Regions from separate parts of the Homo sapiens genome. Here region 1 is linked to region 2. The links are chromatin loops, found by intact Hi-C in ENCODE. Cell type or tissue: MCF 10A. All regions are shown on one strand. Links, peaks and the distances in the headings refer to the core of each region. The heading gives the core; the rest is flanking DNA. Region 1 has its middle 110 kb from the start of GALC. Region 2 has its middle 150 kb from the start of LINC02330.

The links. Hi-C counts contacts between places; a loop is a spot of excess contacts. Peaks named below come from ENCODE experiments on the same cell type or tissue, not always from the same donor. Only the 100,000 strongest peaks of a DNase experiment are listed, where the experiment ranks them.
Region 1: a loop joins it to region 2, with 3 times the contacts of the local background. A loop is called at or near these places in 2 of 110 quality-filtered maps.

Annotation. Positions count from the first base shown.
Region 1 is chr14:87,873,902-87,884,233 of GRCh38, forward strand. No RefSeq gene overlaps it. Among named protein-coding and RNA genes, the nearest start is that of GALC, 110 kb to the right of the region's middle. In MCF 10A, for the core only: no CTCF peak of the experiment used is centred there; DNase peaks (open chromatin) are centred at 980 and 4,220.
Region 2 is chr14:87,799,864-87,810,195 of GRCh38, forward strand. No RefSeq gene overlaps it. Among named protein-coding and RNA genes, the nearest start is that of LINC02330, 150 kb to the left of the region's middle. In MCF 10A, for the core only: CTCF peaks have their summits at 5,521 (motif pointing right) and 5,725; a DNase peak (open chromatin) is centred at 5,568.

The sequences.
Region 1 (10,332 bases), core at 697-8,696, 74 kb after region 2:
TTCTTTCAAAAGCTGTTTGCAGATGACATAATCATACATAAAAATAGACTTGTATTCTTGGGCTATCATTCTCAGATACAATGACTTATTTCCTGGAGAAAATTGAAGAGGGAAAATATGTGTCATTCTTTACTGCATTTCCTCATGGAGAACAGACAGTCTACTTTTTGTTGTTGTTGTTCTTTTATTTTTAACGATAAAGATGTTGAACACAATGATCAAAAATCTGTAGCTTGCAGTGTCATCTCAGTGTAGGGCAGCTGAAAGTATAAGTGCAGCCACTAAAAGATATTTCAAAATAACTCCTGTTCTCCATGTGCATTTCCAGACCCCCTGTAGACCACAGCAAACTTCTTTAAAATCCCCCTCTACCTCCTCGTATCCACATCCTTTTCCAATTGCAGCTGCTCCCACAGCCTACATGGCTGAGACAGGAGGTACGTGGTTTGTACTTGCTTTAAAGGACACAAGAAAGTCCTGAACGACTAGGGACTTATCTTCCCACTTACCCGCTGGGAGACACTGGGAAGCTATGTAACTTTCCCAAGCCCCAGTTTTCTTATCTACAAAATGGGGGTGGCAGTAGCACAGAACTCTTGTAAGAAAGATGTATTAATAAAAAGCATTTAATACATGGCACTTACTAACTAGGGGTTTATTATTGTCATTACAAGTTATAGTAATGATGTGATTTTAGAAGCAGTCTCATGTCCTCCAGAAATTGCTATCATTGATTGAGGGCTTATGATGTGCTAAGCACTGTTCTAAATGGATTGCTTTTTTTTTTTTTTCCATTTTCTGGGTTATCCTTACAATAGTCCTAAGAGAGAAGAAGGCTTATAAATCCCTCTTTACAGATAAGGAAACTTGCCCAACGTTACTCCATGGGTGACCAGAAAGCAGAGCTGGGATTTGAACCAGGCTGTCTGGCTCCAGAATGTGACCATTAGCCTGGACAGCTCACCTGTGAATCAACATGATGATTTCACAATCCAGACACATTCACGGAGACACAAACATCCAATCAGGAAGGAAAGAATGTTCTAGCAATAATAACAGATTTCCTTTTCAAGTTTTTACAGTATGTTTCTCTGATTTCCAAGAAAGTTAGCTCCTCTCCTTTGACAATTTGGTCACATTTCATATATTTTTAATAAATGGTCACTTTACATAAAGAGGAAAAAAGAATTATTACAAATTACTTTGTGTATTCCAACATAATACAATTATGTAAAAACCAAATGCTAAGAAAAGGCACAGAATGAAACACTGAAAGAAAATACTTCAAAAGTTGATAATAATCATCTTTTAAAAGTGATTCCTGATCTACTTCTCTTTTCAAATTGTCTGTCTTTTCCTATATATACATCACTTTTTTGCAGGAAAAATATTATTTCATAGAATGAATATCACGCGTTTTATCAGTTTTTTTGCAGAAACCAGCATTTCCCTTATTATCTGAACCCTACAGCAGAGGCCAATTGTGCTTGTTTAAACACTTCAAAGTTCCCTTAAACACATAAGAAATTAACATTTTCTCCTATTTAAATTCAATAGGCTGTTCTCTTCCACTTTTCATATGTGCTAGTTTAAGCCTAACATTTAGAAACTGCTTAAAACCGTTTCTGTGAATGGAAGGCTGCCAAAAAATAAAAGTTTATTTTTTGTCTGATTTTATGCCACTGGGCTATTTTGCCCTCTCTTGTCCAGGTATTCTACAAAATTTTTTCATATTTTTACTAACCCCCCCATTACCATGGTGCTAAATTCTATAAAAACATCAAACTGATAATAAAGACAAATAAACTACATTAAATATCATTCTGCATCAGACCTAAAAGCTGGCCAACTCACTGCACTTCCAAAGCTTTAAACAATCGTTTTCTAAAATGTGCCAAGCGTGGTGCTAGGTACTTTCTCAAACAGTTAATATTCTGAGAAGCCTGTTGTATTAGTCAGGGCTCTCCAGACAAATAGAACCAACAGGATATGTGGAATGAGAGAGAAATTTGTTTTAAGGAATTGACCCACACAATTGTAGGGGTACAAGTTCAAAATCTGCAGGGTAGGCTAGCAGGCTGGAGACCCAGGAAGAGTTGCAGTTTGAGTCCAAAAGCAGCCTACTGGCAGAATTCCTTCTTGCACAGGGGAAGGCCAGTCTCCAGTCTCCATTTTATCAAGGCCTCCAATTGATGGGATGATGAGGTCCACTCACATCATGGAGGGTAGTCTGCTTTACTCAAAGTCCACCAATTTAAACATTAATGTCACCCAAAACAACACCTTCATAGGAACACCTGGAATAATGTTAAACCAGATAGCTGGGCACGGTGACCCACCCAAGTTGGACGCAAAAAATTAATCACCACACCTGTGATGCCAGCCAAGGTTAATAAGTGAGCCTCAAAGCAACTTCACCTCTCCTTACTAAACTCTCATAGAGTTGCCATTTGTTAATATTTTCAAAAGCCCGTTTAATCTGCTTTTCTCGGAATAAAATTCCTGAACGTAAAATTCAAGCATTTGAAAAGAAAGCTGTCAACAGTAAAATACAGAAAAATCTCATTAGCTAAATTAATTCTGCCCAAGATCAGTCATTTTTTTAGAATCCTGAATTATTATTCAAAGATATACTAGATTATTAAGTACTGCTACATGTTTTAGCTAAAACAGAATCACTGCAAATTAGCAAGCCAATGTCCTTCTTTCTGAATCTGCTTTAACAATCAGATTTAAAATTTCAGTAAATAGCACATTGATTATTGATATGGAAATAGATGCCAAATGAATTTTTAAATAATGTGTTCTTGGGGGAGGTCAAGCCTGGCTCATGCAGTCTAGCATTTGTTATTAACGAATGTAATTTATCAAGCCGAAGTTGGGCTTGGAGTAGATTCTACATTAATGATGTCCAAATTATTATGGCTCTTCTAAGTAGTTATTCAAAATGGCAGTGTTTGTCTAACAATTTCACAAGGCTTTGAGTTTTTTGGGTTTTTTTATTTTTTTATTTTTTAAGACACAATACTTTCCATTAATGTAATTCCAGAGAAGAGGTTGGAAAATGTCCCTTGTCTTCCACAGTGAGAGATGCTGCTTTTAGTGTGGTCAATAGAAGCCCGGAAAGGAGGAATATTTCAGAAGAACATATAAGCGAATGCCTAGCACAGGCCCTGAATAAATGCCTGCTGGATCAGACTCTGAGTCTCATACAAGGCCAAGCTGAGGAACAATTTGCAGGTCGATTCAAGTGCAATACTGTTTCCTGATGGGCTCCAGAGAGACAGGACACATTAGGTAGGTTTATCAACTGGGGAGTGAAGAGTTATTCCAACAATAAAATTAGATTGATGGAGTCTCCTTCTAATTCGTTACTAAAATTCCAAAATTCCTCCACAAACATGACTTTGTTCATGTGTAGTTTTGAGGTCTCCCTTTTTTATCATCAGAGAGATAGTCAAATAAACATTTTTTTGAAATCCTCTAGTGCATTTTACATAGGGGACCTGTCCAGTCTTACTGCTGCTTCTCTTTGACATGTCACCATGCTTACTGCTTCTATCTGATGGCCACTCATCTTCCCTTTAAGATTCTGTTTTTTAAAAAGCTTCAAATTAGCCAGGCACGGTGGCTCACACCTGTAATCCCAGCACTTTGGGAGGCCAAGGCAAGTGGATCACTTCAGCTCAGGAGTGAACAACATGGTGGGCAACATGGTGAAACCCTGTCTCTACAAAAAATGCTTCCATCTTAAATGGAAGATGAGTGGCCATCAGATAGAAGCAGTAAGCATGGTGACACGTAAAGAGAAGCAGCAGTAAGACTGGACAGGTCCCCTATGTAAAATGCACTAGAAGATTCCAAAAAAATTTGTATTTGACTATCTCTCTGATGATAAAAAAGGGAGACCTCAAAACTACACATGAACAAAGTCATGTTTGTGGAAGAATTAGCTGGGCATGGTGGCACATGCCTATAGTCTCAGCTACTCAGGAGGCTGAGGTGGGAGGATCACTTGAGCCCTGGAAGTCAAGACTGCAGTGAGTCAACATCACACCACTGCACTCCAGCCTGGGTGATAGAGTGCGACTCTGTCTCAAAAATAAAGAAATAAATAAGTCTCCAAATAAATAGCATGTAACATAATCTTTGTAGGTGATTAAGCTCATCGCAATTTCAGCGTACCCATTCTTCATCCTTTTTGCCTGTAGCCACATTATTTGATGATTCACCTTGCATCCTCCCCGTAACTTGTGTTGGCCGAGAACCTGGGATTCTGGTTGCTAAGAGAAGGATCTAGAAAAACTGAGGGTGTGGCTTGAAACCCTCTGCCGTGATTCCACCTCTGGATAGGGATCAAAGCTGAACACCTTTGAACATATGGACCAGACATTTATATTTGTTCAGAAAGGTCCCAAAATTCAGGAGCAAGTATTTCCTGGGTCCCTCTGAGGTGAGGAGCAGAAACCTCAATAAGCCTTAATAAGTGGGTTTGGAGGCCAGGAAAGCTTGGTTTCCAGCACCTGCTTTGGCACTTAGCAGAACAGGTTTCTTTTTCTTTTTTTTCTTTTCTTTTTTTTTTTTTTTTTTTTTTTTTTTTTGAGATGAAGTATTGCTCTGTTGCCCAAGTTGGAGTGCAGTGGCATGATCTCTGCTCACTGAAACCTCTGCCTCCCAGGTTCAAGCGCTTCTTCTGCCTCAGCCTCCCAAATAGCTAGGATTATAGGTGTGTGCCACCACGCCTGGCTGGTTTTTTTTTTTTTTTTTTCAGTAGAGACAGGGTTTCGCCACGTTGGCCAGGCTGGTCTTGAACTCCTGACCTCAGGTGATCCACCCACCTCGGCCTCCCAAAATGCTGGGATTACAGACATGAGCTACCATGCCCAGCCCAGACAAGGTTTCTTAAGCAAATTGGAGCCTCAGTTTCCTCACTTGTAAAATAGGATAACTAATTCCACATGCCTCAAAGACATAACTAGAAATAACGTGAACAAGTCACTGAGCACAGTGGCCATCACATAGCAGGCACTCTGTAAACGCTGGCTTCTAAATATGAGAAAAAGAAAGCAGGTTGGCTATAGAATTGAGATAGTTTGAAACAATTGAAACAATGACTATAGGTCTAGATATCAAAAAGAAAATAAATAATTTATTTCCCATATAGACATAGCTTTTTCATAGGAAGTTTAACACATGCACTTCTGGTTTTAATAAAGAGGAGAAAAACAGCTATTCAAACTACATGCCCATGAATTCAGCTCTGCTCAGCTTAGCCACAGCCATGATGACTCAGAAAGGCCAGGGCCCCTAGGGGGGCTTTCTGCACAAGGAGCATGGAGAAAGATGCACATGTTCTCCCAGGCAGGGGACAGAGGGGTCTCGGAGATCCCTGTTAATGCTGGTGCCACGGCTCAGTTCTTCACAGTTTTCTTTCAGGGCACCCACACACCTCTCTACTTTAACTGATGTTCCTTCACTCCACAAGGGATTGCTAAAGAGCCCTAGCAACTCAGTACCATGTCACACTAAAAGACTTCCAGCAAGAGAGCTAAGAACGTTAACGACCATGCCTACTTGAGCCTCTGCTGATCACCAGGATAGACACGCCTGCCCACCTACTTCTGACATCATAGCTAAAAGAATCATCTGGCAAAGGATCTCCCAAGAGGGAAGTTTCCTGCACACTCTCAAATGCTGGACAGTTGATTATGCAGAGGTGAATGCTGAAATTTGCTTGATATATTTATGGCACCTACTTGTGTGATGCCTTCAAAGAATGCGATGAGCAAATGCCACAGGCTTCCTCAAAAATGCACGATGGACTCAATAAATAATTTTATATTTCTTTGACATGTATTGGCTTCCCAGAGGCTTACAGTATATGAAAGACAGGCCACCTGAATTTGAAACAGTATCCTATTGACGTAGTTTGAGTTATTGCTTAAAAATAGTTTTAGCTATGTTCTATCCCCCCAATGCAAGTCAAATAAAAGAAATGGGTATGGAGGAACTACACACCTGGATTTTGGCAAGTGCTTGAGGATTGATGGAGACAAATATCCATTTCTTCCTTGTGAGACAGAGAAGCAGCATTGCAGAAGGGAACTGCTCTTCCAGAAGTCTGACCTTCCATCTTGTAGGAAGGGCCCCACTCCTCTAAAGGTTTAATGGCATCCAATTCGTTTGGGGTGAATTTAACACACTGTATTATCCAGTACATAAAGGCTCTATTTTGATATAGGTGACGGTTATGCAATGGATGAGTAACATCACTTCAGAACACACATCAGGTTTTTCCATTGGAACCACCTGCACCAATAGTTAACATAAAATTCTGAAGAGGAAGCACCAGGCAGAGGCATAGATGTGCTTCCTCTTGACATCTTGTACCAATATGCTACAACCAATTGAGGAAGCCGTACCTCATCTTCAAATGGCTGAGCTTTCTACTGCAGCTCTTAAAAAACACTATTTGTAATTGTAACCAGATTGTCCCTCCACCAAACACACCATAGAATCTGGTAATAAAGGTAATGTTCTTCTATAAAACAACGGTTTCATAAAATGATCAGAGCCTGGCCCAGGGTCCTAAACACTTACCTACACCTTAAAGTGTTGAATTAGATTAAAGTGCTATGGGGACATAACTGATGTAATGTTTCAAAATCATAAATGCAGGAGGAGGGATATTAAAGCTGGATCATGGAGAGAATGGAATAATGCAATAAAAGCTGGCTCAAACGGTGAGTCTGTGATACTTGATTTATTGTTTTAATATAATGCTGTAAAGGCCATGCTTGAATATACAGCAGTGTTTTATTTATCTAATAGTCGTGATCCTAACAATGGGTGTTTAACAATGGCTTTAGACTGAGATGGTGGCACACACAAATGAAGCTGGTTTCAGGATGCTCCCCAAGAAAGGTAACACAGCAGGAGGGAGGAGAGATTAAGAGGCTGTGTTTCAGGGGTACCTGAAAGACCCTCTGAAAATATAATTCCTCACCTCTCCAGCATAGCTCCACAGCATTAAGAACTGCCCCAGCCCTAGGAAGCTCAGCAAATTGGACATAAGATGAAGGTCCTGGAGAAAAATCACAGCCCACAGGACTGAACTGAACTGACGACTCTGGGTCCTCTCTGAAGCTACCTCCGCCAGAGGGGGAAAGAGGGTCACAGGAACGGAGGAAGAGATCAGCACCTATGGGTGCCCTGTCTCCCTGAAGACCCAGCTCCCCATTCCTGAAATATGCCAAAGACAATGCTATGAACCACAAAGCTGAAGTTCAACTTCATTCTGGGGATATTTTCAAGTTGTTCTATATTGAGAAATTAGGAATTGGGCTTGATACATTGAGTGACATCCTTCTTTTTTACAAAAATCAAAATCTACCATCCACGAGCTATTTCCACCATCAGCCTGACCAATGGTGGGGTCCTTCACTGCTTCCTCAGCAGCATAACACTGTGCCTAGGAGAAGTTCTGGGTCCAAACCCTCTTCTATTCCCTACAAGTCTTGTGACCTCATGCTGATTAGTGGCAACTCTCTAAGCCTTAGCTTCTTCATCCTTACAATGAGATTAAGAATAGTGCCCACTTCATAGAGGATTAAATAAAATACTATATATATAAGTAGCAATGTTGGAACAAGAGTGGTTCAGGATTTACAGTCAAAATTCAATGCTTCACTTTAAAATCGATTCAGTGGGAGAAATTTTTGCTTTGCACTTGGTAGAAGTCCTGTATGAAGCATGGCTCACAACTCAAGGGCCTCAGATAATAAAAAGTCCTCCAGTCACACCTCAAATGCAGCCTCAACTCAGAAATGTAAAGGACCAGTTCCAGCAAATAATCACATATGACTTGACTTCAAATCTTCTCCCTTCCCCAAGCCAGGATCCATTCCATAGTGAACCTGATTTTTCTAGAAGGTCCTCTTGGGCAGAGCCCTTTCAAAATGACCCCAGACACAACATTCCAGCCACAATACACACTTCTAACTCAACATTCATATACTCTGACCTGCTTCCCCACTTCCTCCTCCCTCACTACTCTCCTTCCCTCTTCCTTCACACTCTTCCTTTTCAGACCCAATCTCAATGTGCCCTCAAAATGTCAGCACACAGCATCCTCCAAGTAGTCTCACTGAAGTCCCTCACTGGAGGAGAGGAGGGGAAGGAATTTGGCAGCAGCTCTTCACAAAGAAATCCTTTTCACAAATCCATTCTTTCTATTATTTTATATCCTCTTGGTGGCTTTTCATGCCTTGTAACCCCTGTTCCTTTGAAAATCTGCCATTTGTTCTGGGATCTCCTTTAGAATTTCATATCTACAGTATCCTGCTACTGCTGTTGAAATTTTCAGTTTGCCTCCTATCACATGTGTACAGAGTAATTAGCACATGTCTGGCATTCAGTAAGCTTCTAATAAATCCCAGAGTTATAAAAATTATTAAAATAATATTAGTAAATCAATGAGTGCTTAGTTTAAAAAGACTATTTTTAAATATATTAATAAATCCAGAGTAATAATGCCAATACTAAATGACAGTACATAGAAAGCATAATAATGTCAAGTTTTAAACACTAATCAGGGCATGTCTTCTCCTTGCTTAAAGCCCTCCAATGGCTTCCCACTGCACTTAGAATGAAAATCTCCTCCTCGTCATTCTCACCCTGGCCCCTGCCCACTTCTCCTACCACTCACTTTTTCCTGTATTTCCTCTAACCTCATTGGGCTTTTTATACTGTTATTTCTCCAACACCTCAAGCTCTTTCCCATCTCCAAGTCTTTGCCCTCCCTGCTCCCACTCACTTAAACACTCCTCCCTGATCTTTGCTCTCACTTAGATCCCAGCCCAGAGAGGTCCAACCTGACCACACAGTTGGAACAGATTTTGATGCCCCAACCCAATCCCAGGTAAACAACCTCATTCTTATGAAACATTCTCTTCATAGTATGTATCACAATCCGAAAAATCTTCTCAATTTTTCCGTTTGCTAATGTTATGGACTGAATGTTCATGCCTCCCTCAAATTCCTATGTTGAAGCCCTAACCACCAATATGATGGTATTTTGAGGTAGAGCCTTTGGGAGGTAATTAGGGTTCTATGAGGTCATGATGGTGGGGCCCTTATAATGGGATTAGTGTCCTTATAAAGAGTAGAGGAAGAAAGGTGAGAGCTTTCTCTCTCTCCACATGCCATGTGAGACCACAGCAAGCAAGTAGCTGTCTACAATCTACAAGCCTGAAAGAGAGAACTCACCAGGAGCTAAATCTGCTGGTGCCTTGATGTTGGAATTCCCAGGCTCCAGAATTTTGAGAAACAAATGTCTGGTTTTTAAGCCACCCAGTATTTGGTATTTTATTATAACAGCCTGAGCTGACGTAAGCAGATTATCATCTGTGTCTTTTTCTCCCTCAAACAATGAGTTCATCCTCTATAATATCTATCTAAAGAAAAACTCCTTCTCAAATGTGTAGTAATCTCCTAAGCATATTAGACATGATAAGATGATAATTATAACTATTAACATATACTGAGTACTTACATGAGAGTCATAAATGATCTTATGGGTATTAACCCCATTTAACACAACCCTACTAAGAAGATATTATTATGCCCATTTTCTCCTGAGAAAACTAAGGCATAAAAAAGGTTAAGTAAACTAGGCCAAGGTCATATAGTCAGTAAGTTATGGCATCAGAATATGAACACAGATGGTCTTGCCTCAGAACCTGGACTCATAACTACCATGTAGCCTACCATCTTGTATTTCCAACACTCTCTGAGCACAGCAGAGGTTCTGCCAATGGGAAGCCCATTGTCTCTAACTACCCAGGCATATTCACCTCTTGCCACTCTACCCTCTCCCTGCCTTTACAAATTTGCTGCAAAGCTACAGATTTAAGACTGAATTTTTACATAAATGCACAGAGTAGTCATAAATCTATAAATTTAAGACTCTAAATTTTTACCATTCAAATTCCTTTTAGCTTAATCATCATTTTATGATGTTTCTCTGAAATATCTCTATCAACATCTGCTTGGTACTGGCTTAAATGCTAGACTACAAAATCCGCTAATTGCTTACTTGTGGAATCATTCACACATGTGTTGCTCACCCCAGGATGTGACTTCTGTACCAAGTCAACATGAACTTCTCTTGCTTTCTTTGTCCTTTCTTTCCTCTTATTATACTTTTCTTTTTTTTCTAGAGACATGAAGGGGAGACAGGGACAGAACTGTAGGAGGTGGGCTCCAAAACATTTATTTCTGAGCCTTATAAAAATAATAAAAACAGCACTTATTAAGGACTTCTTGAAGAGA
Region 2 (10,332 bases), core at 1,025-9,024:
GTCAGGTCTGAGAACCACTGGACTCTATAGATAAAACCCAGGCCACCTCAGCTTCAATAATCACCTTCCATTAAATTTACATTCTAGTTACTGCCATCGTTAAGGATCCTGTTACACACTTGTATTTATAGCAACTAACACATGTCAGAAGGATCCAAATGGTCTATCTTATAGGAAACAATATGTCACATGGGAGGTGGCTGAGGTGCCTCTCAGAAACTTAAGAGTTTATTTGGAGCTAAAACATTTATCAGGAGGGATTCTGTTGGCATTTCCAGCTGGCCAGCTTTACCTTTTAGGAAACTGCCTCATGCATTGCAGGGCATAGAGCATCCCTGGCCTCTATTTGCTAAATATTTGTAATATTCCCAGATTCACTGTGGCTATCCAGACAGACTTCTCATATGAGGAAACTGATGCCCAGCTCACTGTGAGAGAATGAATAATAATAAATAATTCCTACTTATAGGATCTAAGGAGGATATCATTTATTAAAAATAAAATAAATAATTATTACTTGTAATTATTTATAATTAATTATAATTATAATTAATTTATAGTGTTTTATAATTATTTTAATTAACTTATAATGTTATCAATCAATATTAATTAAAATTATTATTCATAATTATTATAATATAATATAATAATTATTCTTTATTGTGAGACTTAAATGAACAAATGCATGTAAGGCACTTATTACCATAATGCCTGGCACTAAGAAATATTCAATAAATGTTAACTATTATTACTATTGTTGTTATTAGTCCAGAAACACAATCAATTTTCAAATAGGTAAAAATTCTGAAATCGTGTGTGTGTGTGTGTGTGTGTGTGTTGCAAAGAGACCTGCTAGAGTCAGTCCATTGAGAAGAATAAACCCATTTTCTCCCTTTTAAGATGTTTTTTGTCCTACACATGTTACCACTTCATATTGTTCATATTACCTAGAAAGTTATTTAGCTTTTGCTTTTCTCTTAGTTCCCCTTAATTTAGAAATCTGTAGGGCCTCCAGACAAATCTACATGCTCGGTCTGAATGGCCACCCATTCTGTTCACCGGTGTCTAGGCAGGAATGGGTATCTTACAATCAAGCTACTCTCAATATAACCTACTCATCTCTAGGAATACTAACACCCATAACCAACTATCCCAAACAAACAGCCAAACCCCTCTCAAATTATTCTTAGGGTTGGAGTCAAACAACTTATATTTTTGCCTCCCCTGGAACAAGTGCTTTAGCCATTATCTTCATTGTCCTGAACCTAAAGATACAAAAATAGGAGGCTCAGAGAGCTTTTCTGATTTGACATCACTCACAAAGGGAAAGGAGTGCAGGAGGAGAAGATCCCCCAAAGCAGTGGGTGGGGGTAGGAAGGAGACTATGTATTAATAAGAACCAACACTGAATTATTGAAGACTACACACATCGATTACAACTATGACAAGCCCTTCAGTATTTTGAGCTTCAGTTTTCACCTCTGTAACGAGGTGATAAGACAACCAGCTTCATAACATTCTTGTAAAGGTAACAAGAATGTAGCCAGAGCGTTCCCATTGTCTGGCTCCTGGGAAGGAATCCACTTATCATCTCATTTTTTTGGTATCTTTTTATTTTATCCATTTTTTTCTTGCTCTCCCTCCCCTAGTCCCCCACCCCGACAGGCCTCGGTGTGTGATGTTCCCCTCGCTGTCCACCTGTTCTCATTGTTCAACTCCCACTTATGAGTGACAACATGCAGTGTTTGGTTTTCTATTCCTGTGTAATCATCTCATTTTTTAAAACTATAATCGGTTAATAAGGTAGTTTTATTACTCATTTTAAAAATAAGAAAATTGAGATTCAAATTGGGTAAATACTTTGCTCAGGCAGCCGCCTTAGGGATAATGAGTAGAAATCGAATTTTTAGTAAGGTACCTCTGTATGTATTAATATCATATTTTAAATTTTCCTTACTATAACCCCTATTTTATTTCATCACTTCCTTTATAATGAGAATAACTGCCTTTTACCTTGTCCCCTACATCCACACACATATTTATAGAGTTATTTATCCCCTAAGTCCTCTTAACCCAAGACTGAACATGTGAAATTCACTTCCCTCTTCCTCAAGGGTCTTGTTTTTGAAACATTTCATCATTTTGTTGCTTTCCACTGTGCTTCCCTGAGTATCTTACCATGGGGGAATTTATTTCAAATTGCATCACTCACGGAAGACAATTCTAGGGAAAAAAATGTCAGGTCAACACTGAAGGCTCACTTGATCCTTCACATCTTCAAGTGGCCTTGCTCTTATTAATGGATTGTCGTGAATGATCTTTTACAATTTTGCCCCAAAGGTCAAGAAGAGAAAATTCAATAAGTAGTAAAACACTATAAGTGGAAATCACTACGTATGTTTGCATTAAGCCAGATGTTTAATAGATAAATGTCAGATGAAGAAAAACTCAAGAATATTATAGGTAGATTCCACTGTAATCTTTTTACCACATTTGCACCAAGATTGGTTCTCAAGTATAAAATCAAAATGAAAAACAGCAAACATCACTTGCTCAGAGCAAAAGACACATTTAATAATAAACATCAAGGAGGTTTCACAATAAAGTCAATGGCAATATCTCAGGACTGAAGGTAAAAAGACTTTCATACTGTGTTCAGTATCCTACAATGGCTTTGTATTCGCTACGTGGCCTTAGGCAAATTACTTAAAATTTCTGAGTGTCAGTTACTTCATCTGTAAAATAAGAGGCAATAGGATTGGCCTATTATTTTAAGGATTGACTGACACATGGATATAACACTATATCTGGGACACAGTGGGTACTCAATCAGTGGTTATGTCATTATCATTACCATAAGTCTTTTCTAACATGTGAGAAGGTGCATAGTACAGTATGAGGTAGATAGTGCCTACGTATTTTCCTAAACTATGAAATCTTTGCCCTTTGCCTTCACATGCTTCATGCAGCCTTTTAACATACAGGTGAAAAAGCTAATGAGTAATGAAGTGAATTTAAAAAACAAGGTGTTTGAGAGGATGCAGCCAGGATGCCCATTTTATTGTCATCTCAAAGTTTAAAAACTTAGTGTTAGGAAAATGCATTTGACATTGGAATCAGGGCATCTCTTGCTTCAAGTAGAATTCTGTGTGTGTTGGGCCTTTATAGAGCTCTTGAGGATCTTATTATAAGATGACATCATCTTTATCTTGCTTCCACAGACAACTCCTACAATGCTGTTTTCTGAGGCTCCAGAGTATAATCTATGCATTTTCTGCCTGCCAAGAAATTCAGCTCTTTCCTCCCTCAAGTTGCTCAATAACTAAATTGATGATTCTACTAATTTGGGCACCACCCTGTGTCTTTATTAGGACCTGCTCTCCATCGCATGTCTTAAAAGTATTGAAAAAGTCATAAGGGGTTGACATTGGAAACCACACTGTCTTGTTCCATACTACATTCTAAACATTTGCTGTCAAGGTTAAAGAGAAACTAATGAGAAATCTAAAACTCAGGGGAAAAGGCTTTCAAAAGACCTGAATCATTAGGGTACTCTGTTTAAAGCCCCATCTTTTGTTCATAATAAAAATTAGACCTTTTTTTGTCACGTTACAGAAACAATACATGTTCACTGTAGAAAACTAAATGCAGATAAGACAAAAGAAGGTAAAAACACCAATAATTTTACACACAAGTTGGGAATCCATGATTAACCTTAGGGGTGATTTATGTACATCATATATATATAAATTTATGGCCACTCTGCTTTGGGGTAAGTTGTTCTGTAGCAATAGACAGCTGGAACAAGTAGCAAGCAAGTTTCTATTATGTTGGTGTTTTAGTCAAGAATCTACTGAGGAACTGAACCAATAGGATACACACACATATGCATGCACACACACATATAGCTATAGCAGGGGGATTTATTATAAAGAACTGGCTCACAGGATTATGAAGACTGAGAAGTCCCACGATTTGCCCTCTCCAAGCTGGAGACCTAGGAAAGTTGGTGGTATAATTCATCTGTGCCCAAACGCCTGAGAACTGGGGAGCCAGTGGTGTAAATCCAAGTCTAAGAGCTGGAGATGACATGAGATGTACCAGCTCAAGAAGTGAGGCAGCAATCATGTGTGCATATGTGTGTCTTTAGGAGTACTGTATATATCAAGATAAAAGGGGCATTAACGAGTACTATCCAAGTGTGGCCATTTTCCCATTTGGGGAGAAGGTCAAGAAAGAGATGAACAAGTACCTTTCCCTAGGTTGGATGGATGTAGAGGACTTGAGCTATCAGGCTCTGCTTTTGCAGATTTCCTGTCTGCACTGCAGTCTCTGTGTGACAACTCACAATGGTTACAGTCTACTGTATATAACAGCCTTGCAGTTAAGGGAGGAGACCACCCCGATATTGTCTTATGCCCAATTTCTGCCTCCGAAGAAAAAAAGAAGTAAAAACTAAAAGGCAGAAATGAAACCCACAGGCAGACAGCCCGGCGCCACACCCTGGGGCTAGTAGTTAAAGATCAACCCCTGACCTAATCGGTTATGCTATCTATAGATTACAGACATTGTATGGAAAAATCCCTGTCCTGTTCTGTTCCATTCTAATTACCGGTGCAGGTGCATGCAGCCCCCAGTCATGTACCCCCTGCTTGCTCAATCAATCATGACCCTCTCACACGGACCCCCTTAGAGTTGTAAGCCCTTAAAAGGGACAGGAATTGCTCACTCGGGGAGCTCAGTTTTTGGAGACGTGAGTCTGTCAATGCTCCCAGCTGAATAAAGCCCTTTCCTTCTACAGTTCGGTGTCTAAGGAGTTCTTGTCTGCGGCTCGTCCTGCTACACAGTAAGTGGTGCCTTGGAGGAATGATGAGAGCCATGAAAGGAGAAAAGCTTTGGTTCCACCAATTCTCCTCCAAGGAACAATGGTAGTAACAGTAGCACAACTAGCAAAGGTGTTTTTCCCAGAGCTCCAAAAGCTCACCAGCAAAGAGACTCCACGGCAGAGCAGAAAGCAGCGATCAGTGGTCAGGAAAGAGCAGAGGTGCTGTGTGCAGCATGTTGGATGAAGGCAAAGATGTGAGAAAACATTCTCGTTTTTTGAAAAGAAAAACACAGAAGGGAAGTCATATTGTGAAGATGTAAAGAGAAGCTAAATCCTCTTATTGTCTGAATAAAGCATAGCCACAGACTATGGCCTAACTAGGTGGCCAGCACCAGCGTTTCACATACATTTTTAACTTAAAATTCAACTGCTTTCTGAAAATTTAAGTGGCTGTTCTATAGTACTGTGGTACACTGTTTACAAAGACAGCCACCATCAATCCTTTCCCTCCCTGTAAGCTCATGCTGTGTCATGGATCAGAAGGTAGAGTCTTTTTCCTCTCCCCTTAAACCTGAGTGGCTTTGTGACTTGCCTTGACCAATAGAATGCAGTGGAAGCGACACTGTGGCAATTTGGGTACCTACTACCCCTAGACAAAGACTACCAGGAGCATCACCTGTAGTCAGACAACATTGGGTTATTGACTAGCTGTAGTGAGGGGGAATGTGCACCAGGGGGCGCTGTGCAGTGTCTCGGTGAGAGGGTGTTACGTGGAGAGCTTGGGCTTGTGGTAGGCGATTTGGAGAGTTCAAGGAAGTGTGTCCTTTTTTCTGGAATGGATGCTGTCAGGCAGTGGGAGCAATTCTGTGATTGAGTATCTTAATTTTTATCTAGAAGGCAGAAAGAATGGAATGAGACACATTATAATTGGTAAAGAGGCAGTAGTCATTCATATGAGTCATAATGTTCTTGTTTTTATCTGTATTTGGACATGATTATGGAGTGATCTTTGTTCCAGCTTGGTCACAGAATAACTTTGTCTGATGTCATTCTTCAGTAGAAATGTTTGTGTTTACTAGAAAAAACAAACAAACAAAAACATGATCTAGTAGTGAGTACAAGGACAGCTCCAAGTAACACCACCGTTTAGCTGATAGTACCCAGCCAGCATTCCATGTCAAGATTGTTTCTCTTTTGTAAGAGCATAAACTTTAACAGGACTGACAACCTCCAATTTCACTTGGGATAAGCCAGCCACAGTGTAAAAAGTCCAACTATTTTGAGACCACCATGCTAGGAAGAAGCTCACACTAGCTATATGGATAAATCATGCCAAAGAAAACCATGAATCCCAGCTGAAAACAAAAACTAAGTTGCCAATCAAATGGCTGTTGTCAAGCCATCCCAGCAACCCCCTTTTGAGCTATCTCAGCTGACACTTTAGCTATCACAGAGCAGAGAGAAACAAGCTCTCCTTGATATGGCTTAATGAAATTCCTGGTCCACAGAATCCTGAGAAATAAAATGGCTATTGTTTATGGCCGCTATACTCTGGGGTAAATTATTCTACAGCGATAGATAGCTGAAACAAGTAGCAAGTAAGTTTATATCATTGTATTAGCCTGTTTTTACACTGCTATAAGGAATACCTGAGACTGGGTAATTTATGAATGAAAGAGGTTTAATTGACTCACAGTTCCAGATGGCTGGGGAGGCCTCAGGAAACTTACAATCATGGCAGAAGGCAATGGGTAAGCAAGGCATGTCTCCCCACAGTGGCAAGAGAGAGCATGAAGGAGGAACTGCCAAACACGTAAAAAACTATTAGATCTCATGAGAACTCACTATCATGAGAACAGCATGGGGAAAACCGCCCCCATGATCCAACCACCTCCCACCAGGTCCCTCCCTTGACACCTGGGGATTATAATTCGAGATGAGATTTGGGTGGGGACATAAAGCCAAATCATTTCCATCATGCTGGTGTATTACTCAAGAATCTTCAGAGAAACAAAACCAATAGGACACACACAAACACACACACAAACATATAGTGAAAGGATTTATTGTAAAGAATTGGCTCACCGATTATGAAGGCTCAGAAGTCCCACAATCTGCCCTCCCTAAGCTGAAGACTTAGGAAAGTTGGTGTAATTCATCTGTGCCCACAGGCCTGAGAACCAGGGAGCCAATTGTATAAACCCAAGTCTAAGGGCAGGATATAAGATGAGATGCACCAGCTCAAGAAGTGAAACGGGAAAAAAAGGGAGGGAGGCAGATTCCTCCTTCCTCTGCCTTTTGTTCTATTCAGGGCCTCAACAGATTGGATGACACCAGCCCTCCTTGGGGAAGGTAATCTGCTTTACTGGATCCACCAAGTCAGATGCTAATCTCTTCTAGAAACATTCTCAAAAGCCCAGAAATAATTTTTATCTCAGCACCTTGTGATCCAGTCAAGTTGACACATAAAATTAACCATCACAGCTGGTAAGATAGGCCTTGCTTAATTCAAAACTAAAGTGTTGGACACTGCAATCATCATTTAAAATTATGAAAAGATTCATCACAGGTTAATGCAAATAATCATCCCCTCCTCTTTATACCATAAGAGCAAATGTCAGTATATTATATGTCTGGGGAAGAGTATATCCTTATATTAATAACCTAACTTTATACCTCTGAAGATGTATATAAAGCCAAGCCAAAAAGCCTCCTAGCAACCTGTGTGAAATCACCCACACATCCCAAACTGTCAAGCCTAGGTTATCTCCAGGGTTGCTGTGGGGTTCTCTGATTCAGTCCAGACCAGCCCGAGGAGGAAGTTCTGAAGACTTCTAGAGAACATGCAAGAAATTGGAGCCAATATTTAGACCCATTCCAAGCAGGCCTGTTAGGATTGGGCCATCCCCAGAGCTGAGCCTGACCTCCAGCTCTGACCTGGAAGTGTCAGTGTCCAGTGGGCTTGACTCAGGTCAGAGCACATTGATCACATCAGAACAGCCACCCCATCCTACTTGAGAAGCCCTTCCTAGGGCCTCAGGAGAGAATGCATTCTCAATAGTCTTTAATTTCAGCACCAGCCCACCATAGCAGCCAACAGAGAACCATGGGGTCTCCAGTAAACCATCAGCTGGAGTGTTGGTTAAATTCTGGGGATAGCTGAGTTCTGTTGCAGCAGAAATAATGGAAAAAAACACCAGTATATTTCTCAATACTATGTTTTATTTATGACAGGAGCTTTTGCCCTTTGGACAAACTAAGTTATACAATAGCAAAAATGTGAAATAGGACACATTTCTAACACTTTTTTTTTTTGCCATTTCTTTGCTTCCCTTCATCCTTTCTGGGCTCTAGCACCAACTCTGTCATAGCATTAGCTCTACAAGGGCTTGCTCCCATGGTGGCGAGAGAGAGAGAGAGACAGCGAAGGCTTTGCCTACATGCTGTAGTTTAGCCTAGTCCAGTAGAAAAATAATGCAAGCTGCATATGGAATTTTAGATCTTCTAGTAGCCAAATTAAACTAAAAACAACAGATATAATTCATTTGAACACTGATATGGTTTGGCTCTGTGTCCCCACCCAAATCTCATCTTGTAGCTCCCATAATTTCCACATGTTGTGGGAGGGACCCAGTGGGAGATGATTGAATCAGGGGGCAGGTCTTCCCCGTGCTGTTCTCATGAAAGTGAATGGATCTCATGAGGTCTGATGGTTTTAAAAATGAGACTTCCCCTGCACAAGCCCTCTTCTCTTGTCTGCCACCATGTGAGACATGCCTTTCACCTTCCACCATGATTGTGAGGCCTCCCCAGCCATATGGAACTGTAAGTCCATTAAACCTCTTTCTTTTGTAATTTGCCCAGTCTAGGGTATGTCTTTATCAGCAGTGTGGAAACAGACTAATGCAAATACTGTTTATATAACTATGTCCAAAATTTTATCACTTCAACATCTAATCAATGTAAAACATTTAATAAAATATTTCACGTTTTGGGTTGTTGTTATAGAAATCCAACGTGTGTTTTACAACCACGTACAGCACATCTCAATTCAAACTATGACACATGCCAAGTCTTCAGTTGCCATACGTAACCATGACTACCATTTTGGACAGAACCTCTCTACTTAATTGTTACTTCTCTATCTAGTCTTCCATTTTTTGAATGATTAGCTAGTTACTCTGTCCAATGAATTAATCCAACAATGAAATAGATTCACCTTCAATGCAATACATTGGTATTAACAGGGGTATAGAATGCCTTGATAAAAATGTTCAGGATTATGGCAATCCATCAAATGCCTCTAGCGTTCTTCAAATCACACAGACGGCCTCCTATGCCTTCAGATGATATCATTGTGAAGGTAAAAATAAAAAGCCTGAGGAAAAAAAATTACAGAGCACAGAACTGATCCTAATTTGGCATAAAGTTGAGGTAATTTCCATTTCTAGGAGAATTTTTAGAGTAATAGGTAAATACATCCCTGAGAAAAAAAGAGGACAACCTTTCTGGGTCATAACAATGATGTACATTCTCACTTTTCTGAAAACTTATCTTAGCAGGAAAAAAAAAATCCTTAGGAAATTCTCCAGAGCAAAATGGTAATCAGCTGTTAAAAGCATAAATTAAAGAAGTCAAACTGAAAAGTATGGAAGGTGTCATATGGTTGTGAAAAGAGCATGGATTCCAGAATCAGACAGACCTGAATTCACAGTGTGAGTCATACGAAGATATCATATGGTTGTGAAAAGAGCACAGATTCTGGAATCAGATGGGCATAGATTTATGCTGTGAACTTGGGCAGATGCCTCCTTGGTACCAGATTCCAAGGGGAATTGGAGGGAATTGTGGGGAATGCCATTTCCCTTGCAACGTTACAGGGATTTAAATACGCCTGATACCATATGGGACCCTGAGTAGACAATACGTATTTACCTCCATATTATTTGAGTGAACGTCAATAATCTTTCTGATATAAATGCTGCTGAATTGGTCTGTGAAAACCTTAAGAATGAGACAAGTAAGCCATATTGCATTGTCTGCCCATTAAAGCCAAAATGCTGTCCTCCAGGTACCTGCCCAGCCAGTTGCTATACATTGCAGGCACACATCTTCCTGCAAGACATCCTGGGAAAGTCAGCTTCAGAAAGGTCAGCTCACTCGGGAGCAAACAAGCTCTCATGAACTATGGGTATCCTCTCAGTCATAAACCCAGTTCTAGGAAACAGTATTTACCAGTTACAATATCGCTGGAGGGCTTAGGTGAGATGCCAGTGAGACCCCAGCCCCAGCCAGTGTTCCAGGTTCTTGCCATAATCACAAGAAAGAATTCAGAGATGAGTCAGAGTAAAGGGAAGGGCAAGAAGCTTTTATTCCAAAGTACTCGAGTAGGAGTGTGAGTGAACTTGGGAGAGTGAGTTGCACACAGTGGAGTATGGGTTTCTAATTTAATGAGCTCTTCTAATTAAAAGATGGAATGATGAGGGCTTCTAGGAAAAAGGTGGAGA